2 separate regions of the Homo sapiens genome follow, and region 2 is linked to region 1. Evidence: chromatin loops called from intact Hi-C (ENCODE). Cell type or tissue: ascending aorta. All regions are shown on one strand. Each heading gives the region's core, and the rest is flanking DNA. Links, peaks and the distances in the headings are about the cores only. Region 1 overlaps MED12L (mediator complex subunit 12L). Region 2 has its middle 25 kb from the start of SIAH2.

Evidence for each region. A loop is a pair of places that touch in the nucleus more often than their neighbours do. Peaks named below come from ENCODE experiments on the same cell type or tissue, not always from the same donor. Only the 100,000 strongest peaks of a DNase experiment are listed, where the experiment ranks them.
Region 2: a loop joins it to region 1, with 19 times the contacts of the local background. A loop is called at or near these places in 11 of 110 quality-filtered maps.

Annotation. Positions count from the first base shown.
Region 1 is chr3:151,280,439-151,285,820 of GRCh38, forward strand. The region is part of intron 16 of MED12L (mediator complex subunit 12L); the gene reads left to right. Among named protein-coding and RNA genes, the nearest start is that of P2RY14, 4.6 kb to the left of the region's middle. RefSeq lists a silencer at 3,583-3,877. In ascending aorta, for the core only: a CTCF peak has its summit at 2,688 (motif pointing left); a DNase peak (open chromatin) is centred at 1,348; H3K27ac peaks cover 576 bases.
Region 2 is chr3:150,785,784-150,791,165 of GRCh38, forward strand. No RefSeq gene overlaps it. Among named protein-coding and RNA genes, the nearest start is that of SIAH2, 25 kb to the left of the region's middle. RefSeq lists a silencer at 2,221-2,280. In ascending aorta, for the core only: a CTCF peak has its summit at 2,168 (motif pointing right); a DNase peak (open chromatin) is centred at 2,198.

The DNA of each region.
Region 1 (5,382 bases), core at 88-5,087:
TGAGGCATGGAGATGTTACATCAGGTTGCTGGAGCTGGGCAGATCCTGGAGCCTGTGCACTGCTACTGCCTTTATATGTCTCCTCTGATTTCATTTGTTGGTGTCTAAATCGAATACCTTACAAACCAGTGTAGACCTGATACCCTGTGGGCTAAAACAAAACCTGAGTGTGCACTGTATTGGGCTTGTGAGCAGTCAGCTTGTGACCTCTGTTCTGTGGTTTTATTGGCACGTAGCAGTACAAGGATGGTGAGGGGTGGGTAGGGGGCAGACAGCTAGGCACTTGAAAGGAAAGCTCATCTGGAAAGATTGGATCGTCTCAAATGCACATACTCGTACACTCGATTGAAGCGTACTCTGTGCCTACTAGATCTTTTCACAGCCAAAACACCTGGCAACCCTTGGAGAAGTAACTATTCCTTTTTTTCACAAGTAAGAAAATAGAGCCTCAGAAAATTTAACAGTTGTCTAAGCTAGAAAGTAGCAGGACTGGACTTTGAAGTAGTCTTTAGGTTGTGCTGTACATTTTGTGGATATGCTTAAATCACAGTTTAGCTTGTACACATTTTCCTTTATTAGAATTGGAAGTAAGTATTAATGTTTGAAAAAATATTTTAGCCTGACAATATTTATTCTATCTTCATATGTTTTTGAAATTAGATATTTTAAACTAGGCACGGTGGCTCACGCATGTAATCTCAGCAGTTTGGGAGGCCGAGGCAGGCAGGTCACAAGGTCAGGAGCTCCAGACCAGCCTGACCGACATGGTGAAACCCTATCTCTACCAAAAATACAAAAAAAAAAAAAAAAAAAAAAAAAAAGTTAGCTGGGCATGGTGGAGTTCGCCTGTGATCCCAGCTGCTCAGGAGGCTGAGGCAGGAGAATCACTCGAACCCGGGAGGTGGAAGTTGCAGTGAGCTGAGATTGCGCCACTGTACTTCAGCCTGGGCAACAGAGTGAGACTCTGTCTCAAAATAAATAAATAAAAAATAAAAAGATATTTTATTATGACTTTTAGCAACGTAGGTAATGACTCTTTTCAACACTAGACACCAGGCATAATACAACATAGCCAATAACGACATTATAATTAAAATAATAGAGGGCCTGGTCCTTGTGTGCAAGAATCTTTTAAAAAACAAAATCTAAAATAGTCAATATTTTCCTTTTATCTGTGGTGTTTTGATTTATGCTAAATAGTTCTGAATTCCCATTTCCTTTGGTGGAATCCTAAGATTAAAGTACTGTGATTTCCTCCTGACTAATCTTTTTCTCAGAGCCCTCAACATAACCCTGATATGACAACCACCCCTAGCCCACCCCACGTGCTCACACATTCTCCAATACCATTTAGAGACAGGACTCTGCCTTATTAGTAATAGGACTGGTTATATATAAACATCCCTTGTGTATTCATACTACAAATAGAATGAGTTTAACACACGTAATCCCCAAATATGTCTGTAACTGTTTCCAGTCAGTTTCTATCCAGGCCGTCATCGACTGCGCATAAATAGCTGGCTGGCTTACATTTTGATTCCATAAATGTCCTATTTTGCTCCTTACCCCGGAATTCACCTATGCATAATTGTTACCATATGTCTTTTGAAATCATTTTTCTTTAAAGTAAGTACAGAGACAACTTCATTGTTACTGCCCTTCCCCTGCCTTTCCCTGGTTGCTTTATTGAGCATAGTGAGTAAGACACTAGCGCATCCGGCCTCATCCCCACTTGCTCTCTTGGAGACTTGTTCATGTGAGCCCTGTATAGACCTTATTCTTTTTCGTAGCTTTGTAGTATTCCATAATTTGTTTAATCAGTACCTATTGATGGATTTTCAGATAAATATGAACATTTTCAATGAATTTATTTTAACCATAGCAGATATTTGCTGGGTTATATAATTTAGTTTTTTTTTGTTTTTTTTTGTTTGTTTGTTTGTTTTGCTGGCAAGTTATTTATAATTGTGTGTGTGTGTTTTGTATGTGTTGGGGGGCATGGCTGCCGAAAGGATTCCACTGGTTGTTGAGAAAGATGTTGACGTAAGAATGTAGAGGATTTTAGTAAAGGCCCGGTGTAAACATTTTATGAAAGTACAGTGTACAAGGATATTTAAAGGAAGCATATTTGGAAATTGTCCTCTATAGGATCTCTGAAGGAACTAGCATCCAAAATGCTTCTTGTTGGATGGCTCTTTTACTTGTAGAATGGGGGTGAAAGTCAACTTAGTACTGTATTAAAAGAATGATGTGAGCCAAGGTTTAATGTTAGGAAAGCCAGCAAAGGTGGAGGAGCGCGTAATGTCGGGGATCCAAAATGTCACGCTCAGGACTTCCTAATTTAGTGTGCTGTAAAGTTTTTGAGCTTTGTAGTAAAATAATTGAAAAAGTGTTTTGAAAAAATTGTAATCTGATAGGAAAACATTGAATGCAGACATGCCTTTTTATGTTTCCCTATGTGAAGCATTCAGTTCTACCAGCTTGTTGATTTAGAGTAGTGGAGAAAGGGGGCAGAAATTACATCATTAAGATGTGAGATAAGTCACCACATTATAAAATAATGCCTTTTTGTTAAACCTCTTGCAATGAATGACAGGACATGGGACTTCATTGGCAATTGTGCACTTGCCTTCATCTGAGAATTACAATGGAGAAACAAATGCCTGGTACAATATCACCCCCTTCTGGTAGATTGAAAGAAGTAACAGTTTTTAAAAAAATTAATAGGTGCAATTTGTACATGTATTGTAGGCAGTTCACAAAACCTCACTTTGGTGTGGATACTAACGTTGAGTCATGGTTGATTGTCTAATCCCAATTAGTTGAAGTGTGCAAACAGATTTTCTGTATTGCTAGCATTAGATTGGGTTTAAATCTTGAAAATCAGAAGGACTGAATCTCGACTGATGTTAGCAAAGAATCAGAATTTAGAACTTTGTTACAAAACAAAAACTTTTGTATGTGTATTTTCTCTTTTCAGTATTTTTTTTGGAAAGATGCTGAGGAAGCAGAGGAAAGCATTTTCTTTTTCACCTTGAGGTCTCACAAATGTGTCATCTCTGATTATCTTCCTGTTGTTCCCATTTGCTTGCAAGACTCACCACGTCTTTAGACATGTCCCTAATACCTCAGTGTTGTCATTATTCTTCTGATGTGGCCTGTGTTTCTGTATCATGCCTAGCCGTCCTTGCTGGCTTTGTTTTGTACCCGTGATGTTCACTACCATAGTACATACTCAGAAGTATTTGTTAATTGAATATCTGTAACCAAAATATGGGGAAGACAGAGAATATTCTCCAACTCCGTGCTCTGGTTCTGCAAGTAAAGATAAATGAGATAATGGAAATTATCTGAGAACAATGACTATGAATATTTTAAATAATATTATCCCAAGTGTATTAAATCATCTAATCACTTGTAGTTGTACACTTTTGAATCCCTTTTGTAGATGTCTGAATCCCTGACCTGCATAATGATTCAACTTAGGACAGGTAACTAAGAGGATGACACGCCGCTTTATCAGACAGTTTATTTACTCAGTACCCTAACTGCTCAGCTTTTTAATACAGTGATAGAACAAGTTAGGAAAACAGGCCTTGGGAAGTCACTGAGTGAGCTGGAATGAAACTTAATGAATGTAAGAACATACTTCGTTTTTGTCAGATAAACTTTCCCACAGTTGTTCTGATAAACAGTGCTGCTTGTCATCCTGCCACGATGTGTGGGAGGAGCATGGCCTCAGCAAGTTTAAGGAAAGATTTGTGGTGTTGACTTTTCAGGGAACTTGACTGAGGGTTAACTGAAATCAAAGGAAGTGCTATGGGTGATCACATGTAGAGTTTTGTTTGTTTTTTTTTTTCTACCCAAAGAATAAGCCGCACCTGACATTATGTAGATCAGTCATCTCTGCCCAGCAAATGATTTTAGCTAAGCACACTTATTTTTAGTTCTGGGTTGTGGGAGGGTTGTGTGGTTATCTTGGTAATTTAATTTCCTTGGTGGCCTGACTAGAATAGTGGTTTTAGGCAATTAATGCTGTAGAGAGCTGCATATCTTTATAATTAATAATTTGAGCACAACAGTTATTCTTAGGCTATTATGTGTGGACCTGTTAGTTTAATCAGAATGAAGAATCAGTGAGGCCAAATTTTTTATGTATGTTTGTTTGTTTGTTTGTTTGTTTTTTGAGACAGAGTTTTCGCCCTTGTTGCCCAGGCTGGAGTGCAATGGCGTGATCTCAGCTCACCACAACCTCCGCCTCCCGGGTTCTGGTGATTCTTCTGCCTCAGCCTCCCAAGTGGTTGGGATTACAGGCATGCACCACCACACCTGGCTAATTTTGTATTTTCAGTAGTGACAGGGTTTCTCTATGTTGGTCAGGCTGGTCTCGAACTCCCGACCTCAGGTGATCCACCCACCTTGGCCTCCCAAAGTGCTGGGATTACAGGCGTGAGCCACTGTGCCCAGCCCAAAATTTTATATTTAGTCTTTGAATGAGCCATTTAAGGAACAGCTGTGCTGGTTACCCTTGTCTAATTCTCAGTGGTCATGAGGTGGTGCTGTGGTCTGAATGTTTGTGTCCCTCTAATATTTATGTGTTGATAAAAAGAAACAAAATAATGGCATTTGCAGTAACCTGGATGGAGTTAGAGATCATTATTCTTAATGAAGTAACTCAGGAATGGAAAACCAAGCATATGTTCTCACTTATAAGTGGGAGCTTAGCTATGAGGATACAAAGGCATAAGAATAATACAGTGGACTGGCCGGACGTGGTGGCTCACGCCTGTAATCCCAGCACTTTGGGAGGCTGAGGTGGGCAGATCACAAGGTCAGGAGATCAAGACCATCCTGGCTAACACGGTGAAACCCCGTCTCTACTAAAAAATACAAAAAATTAGCCGGGTGTGGTGGCGGGTGCCTGTAGTCCCAGCTACTCGGGAGGCTGAGGCAGGACGAGAATGGCGTGAACCCAGGAGGCGGAGCTTGCAGTGAGCAGAGATTGCGCCACTGCACTCCAGCCTGGGTGACAGAGTGAGACTCTGTCTCAAAGAAAAAAAAAAAGAATAATACAGTGGTCTTTGGGCACTCGGGAAAGGATGGGAGGGGAGCCAGGGATAAATGACTACACATTGGGTACATTGTACACTGCTTGGGTGATGGGTGCACCAAAATCTCAAAAATCACCGCTAAAGAACTTCTCCATGTAACCAAGCACCACCTGTTCCCCCAAAAACCTATTGAAATAAAAAAAAAATAAAAGAAAAAAACATATTGAAATCTAATCCCCAATGTGTTGGTATTAAGAGGTGGGGCCTTTGGGAGGTGACTAGGCCATGAGGGTAGAGCCCTTGTGAATGGGATCAGTGGTTGTATAAAAGA
Region 2 (5,382 bases), core at 133-5,132, 490 kb before region 1:
TCTACCCACCTCGGCCTCCCAAAGTGTTGGGATTACAGTCGTCAGCCACTGTGCCCCGCCTAATATTACTCTCCCCTTCACTGCCCCCTGCCTTTTTTACACTCTACACTTTGAAAGGAAGTCACTATGTTACAGCCCACACTTAAGGAGTGGGAAGCTGTGCTCTACTTCTCTAACGAGAAGCATCTATGTAATAAATTATTTGGAATTTATTCTGCATGGGAGATTTGTCTATTCTTCCAAATTTATTTATTTATTCAATCATTTATTTATATCAGTATAGGCTCATGAATATTGATTGTCCAATAAAGTTGACCAATACAACTTTTATTTATTACGTTGCAGTTCCCTAATGGCAAATGATGTGGAACATCTTTTCATAAGCAGTAGTTTCCCCCTTATCCACAGTTTCACTTTCTGCAGCCTCAGTTACCCATAGTTGACCAAAGTCTGAAAATATTAAGTGAAAAATTCCAGAAATAAACAATTCATAAGTTTTAAATTGCGTGTTGTCCTGAGTAGTGTGACAAAATCTCATTCTGTCCTGCTCTGTCCCACCCAAGATGTGAATCATCCCTTCGTCCAGTGTCTTCACATCGTATATACCACCCGCCCATTAGTCACTTTGGAGCTATGTTGATTATTAGATAGAAAAAACATAGTATAATAGGGTTCCATACTATCCGTGGCTTCAGATATCCACTGGGGGTCTTGGAACATATGTTCCGTAGTTGAGGTGGGACCACTGTATTTATTTGTCATCTGTATACTTTCTTTGGTGAGGTGTCTGTTCAGATCTTTTGCCCTTTTTAAAAGTAGGGGTCAGCCGGGCGCAGTGGCTCATACCTGTAATCCCAGCACTTTGGGAGGCCGAGGCAGGCAGATCACGAGGTCAAGAGATTGAGACCATCCTGGCCAACATGGTGAAACCCCATCTCTACTAAAACTAGAAAAACTAGTTGGGCGCAGTGGCATGCATCTGTAATCCCAGCTACTCAGGAGGCTGAGGCAGGAGAATTGCTTAAACCTGAGAGGGGGAGGTTGCAGTGAGCCAAGATCATGCCATTGCATTCCAGCCTGGCAACAGACAGAGATTCCATCTCAAAGAAAAAAAGTAGGAGTTACCCTACTTTTGAGAGCAAACTGGACCTGAGACCAGTTTGGGGCATGTGGGAGGGGGACCTGGGAAACCTTGCCAACCCTAGATTCCTTCAACTGTGGCTTCTGAGACTTTCACCTTGGAAGCTCAGTCAACCCAAGTCTGAGTCATTCTGACAAGGGCAGGGTGGGGTTTGCAGGCAAATTCTGGATAGACCAAGATTGTGGCTCATTTAAGATCATTTGTCTCAGTTTCAACTTCTTTTCATACATTACTTAATGCTTCATGAAATAAACTAAAATATTTCACAAATGCATTTTTTCCCTATTGCCTTTGGCCATCATTTAGAACTAATTTTCATGGCATCAGTTTAAGGCACATGAATTTTATAGGACTGTGAATGTCTAGTTTCTAGGCTTTTCTACTTCATGAAGTCTTGAGCAAGGTGGGTTTGGATGAATGTGTAGACACGTGGAGACTTCCTTATCTTGGATGCAATTCTTTACTCCTTTTTTTTTTAAAAAAAAAAATAATAAAAAAGAAAAATTTGAGCAGGACCAGAGGATTTTTACTCATTTTTAAAGATAGGCCTGGCTGGGTGCAGTGGTTCATATCTGTAATCCCAGCACTTTGGGAGGCTGAGTCAGGAGGATTGCTTGAGCCCAGGAGTTCAAGACCAGCCTGGGCAACATAGGGAGACCTCTGTCTGTACAAAAAAGATAAAAAATAAAAAAATTAGCTGTTTGTGGTGGAGGCGCACACCTGTAGTCTCAGCTACTCAGGAGGCAGAGGCAGGAGGATCATTTGAGCCTGGGAGATCGAGGCTGTTACTGATCCAGGAAAAATGTCATGTATTGCTGTCATATGACAAAGATTGCTGTGTTCTTTGGTGTTTAGGCATCTCTGTTAATTTCTCTGCAGTTTACCTTTCTGAAGATCTTCTTAAAGTCAGAGACCCATTTTCTACTGTGGTAATGTACAAACATTAGTTTTTCTAAGGAAATGCTGCTACCTGTCAGCAAATTAGAATTTTGACAAGCTTATCTGGTGCAGCTGCAGGCGGTGCCACCACTAGGGGTCAGGCGACGTCCTGATAAAGGAAGCGCAGTCACGGGGAGGCGTGAGGCGGCGGAGAAGTGCCTGGCCAACTCACATTTTGGGAGAGAAAATGTGCACCATTCCTGGATGGAGCTGAAATGCAGGCATTCTAAGCTTTGGCACTGAGAGCTTTTTGTTTGTTTTGTTTTGTCTTTTGTGATTTGAATGCTAATTCTCTGAAGAGAGCCAGAGATTTTATGTCTGTCATTTTGCCTACAATTTCTCTTGTCTGTAGATTTTCAAATGTCATTTAATTTCTCCCTTACCAGCCCTGTCTGTCCATTCCTAGTGGATTTAGGGTGTAGAAAATTTCTGTATTCTCTCCGTTTTCAATAACGTTTTTATTCAGATGAATTCTGGATAAAATGAAACAGAGTCAAAGAATGGGAGGTCTGGGGAAGAGAGAGGAGGACACCCCTGGTCCTGTGTGGTCTCAGGAGGAGGTGATGGCAGGGATGGGGAATGAGTCTTTCCTCCTACCCAGATCAAAGAGCTCCGGGCACCTTTGAGCCCAGGTATCAATTCCAATTGGGGACAATATCAGGGCTCTCACCTGAGATATTGCTCCTTTATATTCGTATGCACCCAACGCACATTGCTACTCCATCTCTTTTTCTGCTGAGCCCTGATCAGCCTCGGAATGCTTCTCAACCAAGTGCTTCAGGAAGTCACTATTAGCTTTGCCATCATTCCTGGTTTGGCAATGCCTTGGTGTCAAAGACAAGTTTATGTTGAACTTGGCATCCATTACTCCTGCCTCTGTGGTGGTGATCATCGTTTGCAATTTAGACTTCTCCAGAAGTTTTTTGAAGATCTTCCTTAAAATGGGGTTGAGGTGTTATACAACAGCCAAGCTACAGACTGCTTTCAGGTACTGATTGGTTTCTGGCTAAACTGGTATTCCAGATAACAGTTACGGTGATTTTGCTAGAGATTTAGTCCAAAATATGCCTCCATTTTTCTCATAAGAATAGTGTCTGTACAGAGTAAAAACCTAAATTAGCAACTAAAGTTTACTAAGAAATGAGATGAACAACCTTACTAGCATTCAAAATTGCAAATTAAACAACACAAGATACCATTTTTTCCTTATCAAGTGGCAAAAACTAAAAAGATTAATGACATACAGTGCTAATAGAGGGAAAACAGGCCTTCTCATATACTGAAGGTAGGACTGAAAATTATTACTGCTCTTGGGGAGATAGTATAGTAATATTTATTAAAATTTTTAAAAATATTTTTTGCCCCAAATCTCATTTTGAGGAGTATATTTTTCAGATATGAAAGCTGTAGAACATAGAAATACGTAATTGAGATGATTTTTGCACATTTTTTAGTAGCAAAACAAAACAAAATTGAGATACAACTGAACTGTACTTCAATAGGATATATTTTGGTATAAATGTAATTTGGTATATTCATAATTCCAATTTAAATTAGTGTGTAGGAATGAATTAGATCTATATGAATTGTTCTAGAGGATCACCATAGTAAGTTGAATGAAAAAAAAAAAGAAATTGTGGAGTCTTAAACATAGTATGATTCAGTTTTTGTAAGAACAAAAAATTCAAACTCTTTAGGAATATCTGCTTGCATGCGAGCATGGAGAAAGGTATCGAGGGGATACTCACTAGACGTTCCACCCTTGGAGGGTGGAATAAGAGGAAGTAGGGGTGTGTGTGTGTGTGTGTGTGTGTGTGTGCATATGTGTGTGTTATGTGGTGGAAGTATTATGAATTTTTTCTTTAATGCATCTTAAAAAATGCATGTCAATATTTTTAAAATTTTTTAAAAAAGGACAAGGAAACATGGTCCCCAGAAGGTTAAGGCATTTGACCAAAGTCTTAACAACTAGTTAATGTCCCAGCGGGGCTACAATCCAGGTCTGCTGAGCACTGATTCCTTATGTTCATTCTCGGCACTGCTCACTATTGAAAAAAAAGGTAGCTGGCAAAATTCATTACTGCTTCTTCTATTTGATGTTTTCACACTTCCCTTTCCTTTTCTATTGAGTAGCCAAGCTAGGAGAGCAAGAGTTTTTAGTTGTAGCCAGATCCTCTGTGTTCATCCTTAGGCAGACAATTTCCTTTTGACTGGATAAGTTAATTTCCATGACTGAGTTAGCTATTCAATGGCAATCCCCAGAGTTAAAAGGATCGAGGAGGTGACTGAAGAGTTATAAATTTTCTCATTGTCCAGTCAAGATGTTCTCCTTGATCTGATGAATTTTCAGAAGCCAGCATTTTATTTCATTTCCAGTTTGACATAAAAGTTATTGTGTCCTTGGGGTTATAAGAAATACAATATCACCTGTGACCTTCCTTTTATACAGAAAACTCTCCAGAGACCTCAGGGAATTTACGCAGTTTAATTTGGGCTTTGTTCAGCCCTCTTTTAGCTAACATTAGCCTGTAGGACCTTTTCAACAGTTATTATTTAATCCAGGGAGAGACTGTTACCCATCAAATGGAACACATTGCTGAATCCACTTAGTTTTTTTCTTTTTATTCTTGTGGAAATGCTTTTTTCCTGACTTTCTTGACCTCTATCTAGAGTTTGGAAATATATAACTACAAAGTGTGGATCTGAGCCTGAAGGAACTATGAGGTGGTATGGTAGGCAGAATAACACCCGCCCAAAGCTGTCTAAGTCCTAAGTCTCTGAAATTTGTGAATACATTATCTTACTGGCAAAGGAACTTTGCAGATGTGATTTGGTTAAGGGCTTTGAGATAGGGACAGTATTCATTATTGGTGTGAGTTCAATCTAATCACATGGATCTTTAAAAGAAGAAATCCTTTCCCAGTTGTAGTCAGAAGGAGATGTGATTATGAAAGAATGTTCAGAGTTGCAACATTGCCAGCTCTGAAGATGGAGAAAGAGGCCACAAGCTAAGGAATGCAGAGGGCCTTTAGAAGCTGAGAAAGGAAATAAAACAAATCTTTTCCTAGAGCCTCTAGATGGAACACATCTTGATCATAGCACATGTTGCACTTGGAGAGACAGGGGGAGCCAGATGTGCTTCAGTGAGGGGTCTAGCTCTATTTCCCACTCCTCTTTCAGCTTTCCTCTCCTCCACATGGAGCGTCCTCAAGCTGACTTACCCCTATGGTTGCAAGATGATGGGCAGCAGTGACTGGGGCAATAAGTGTTCTTGTTTACATCCACAGGAAGGAAAAGAAAAC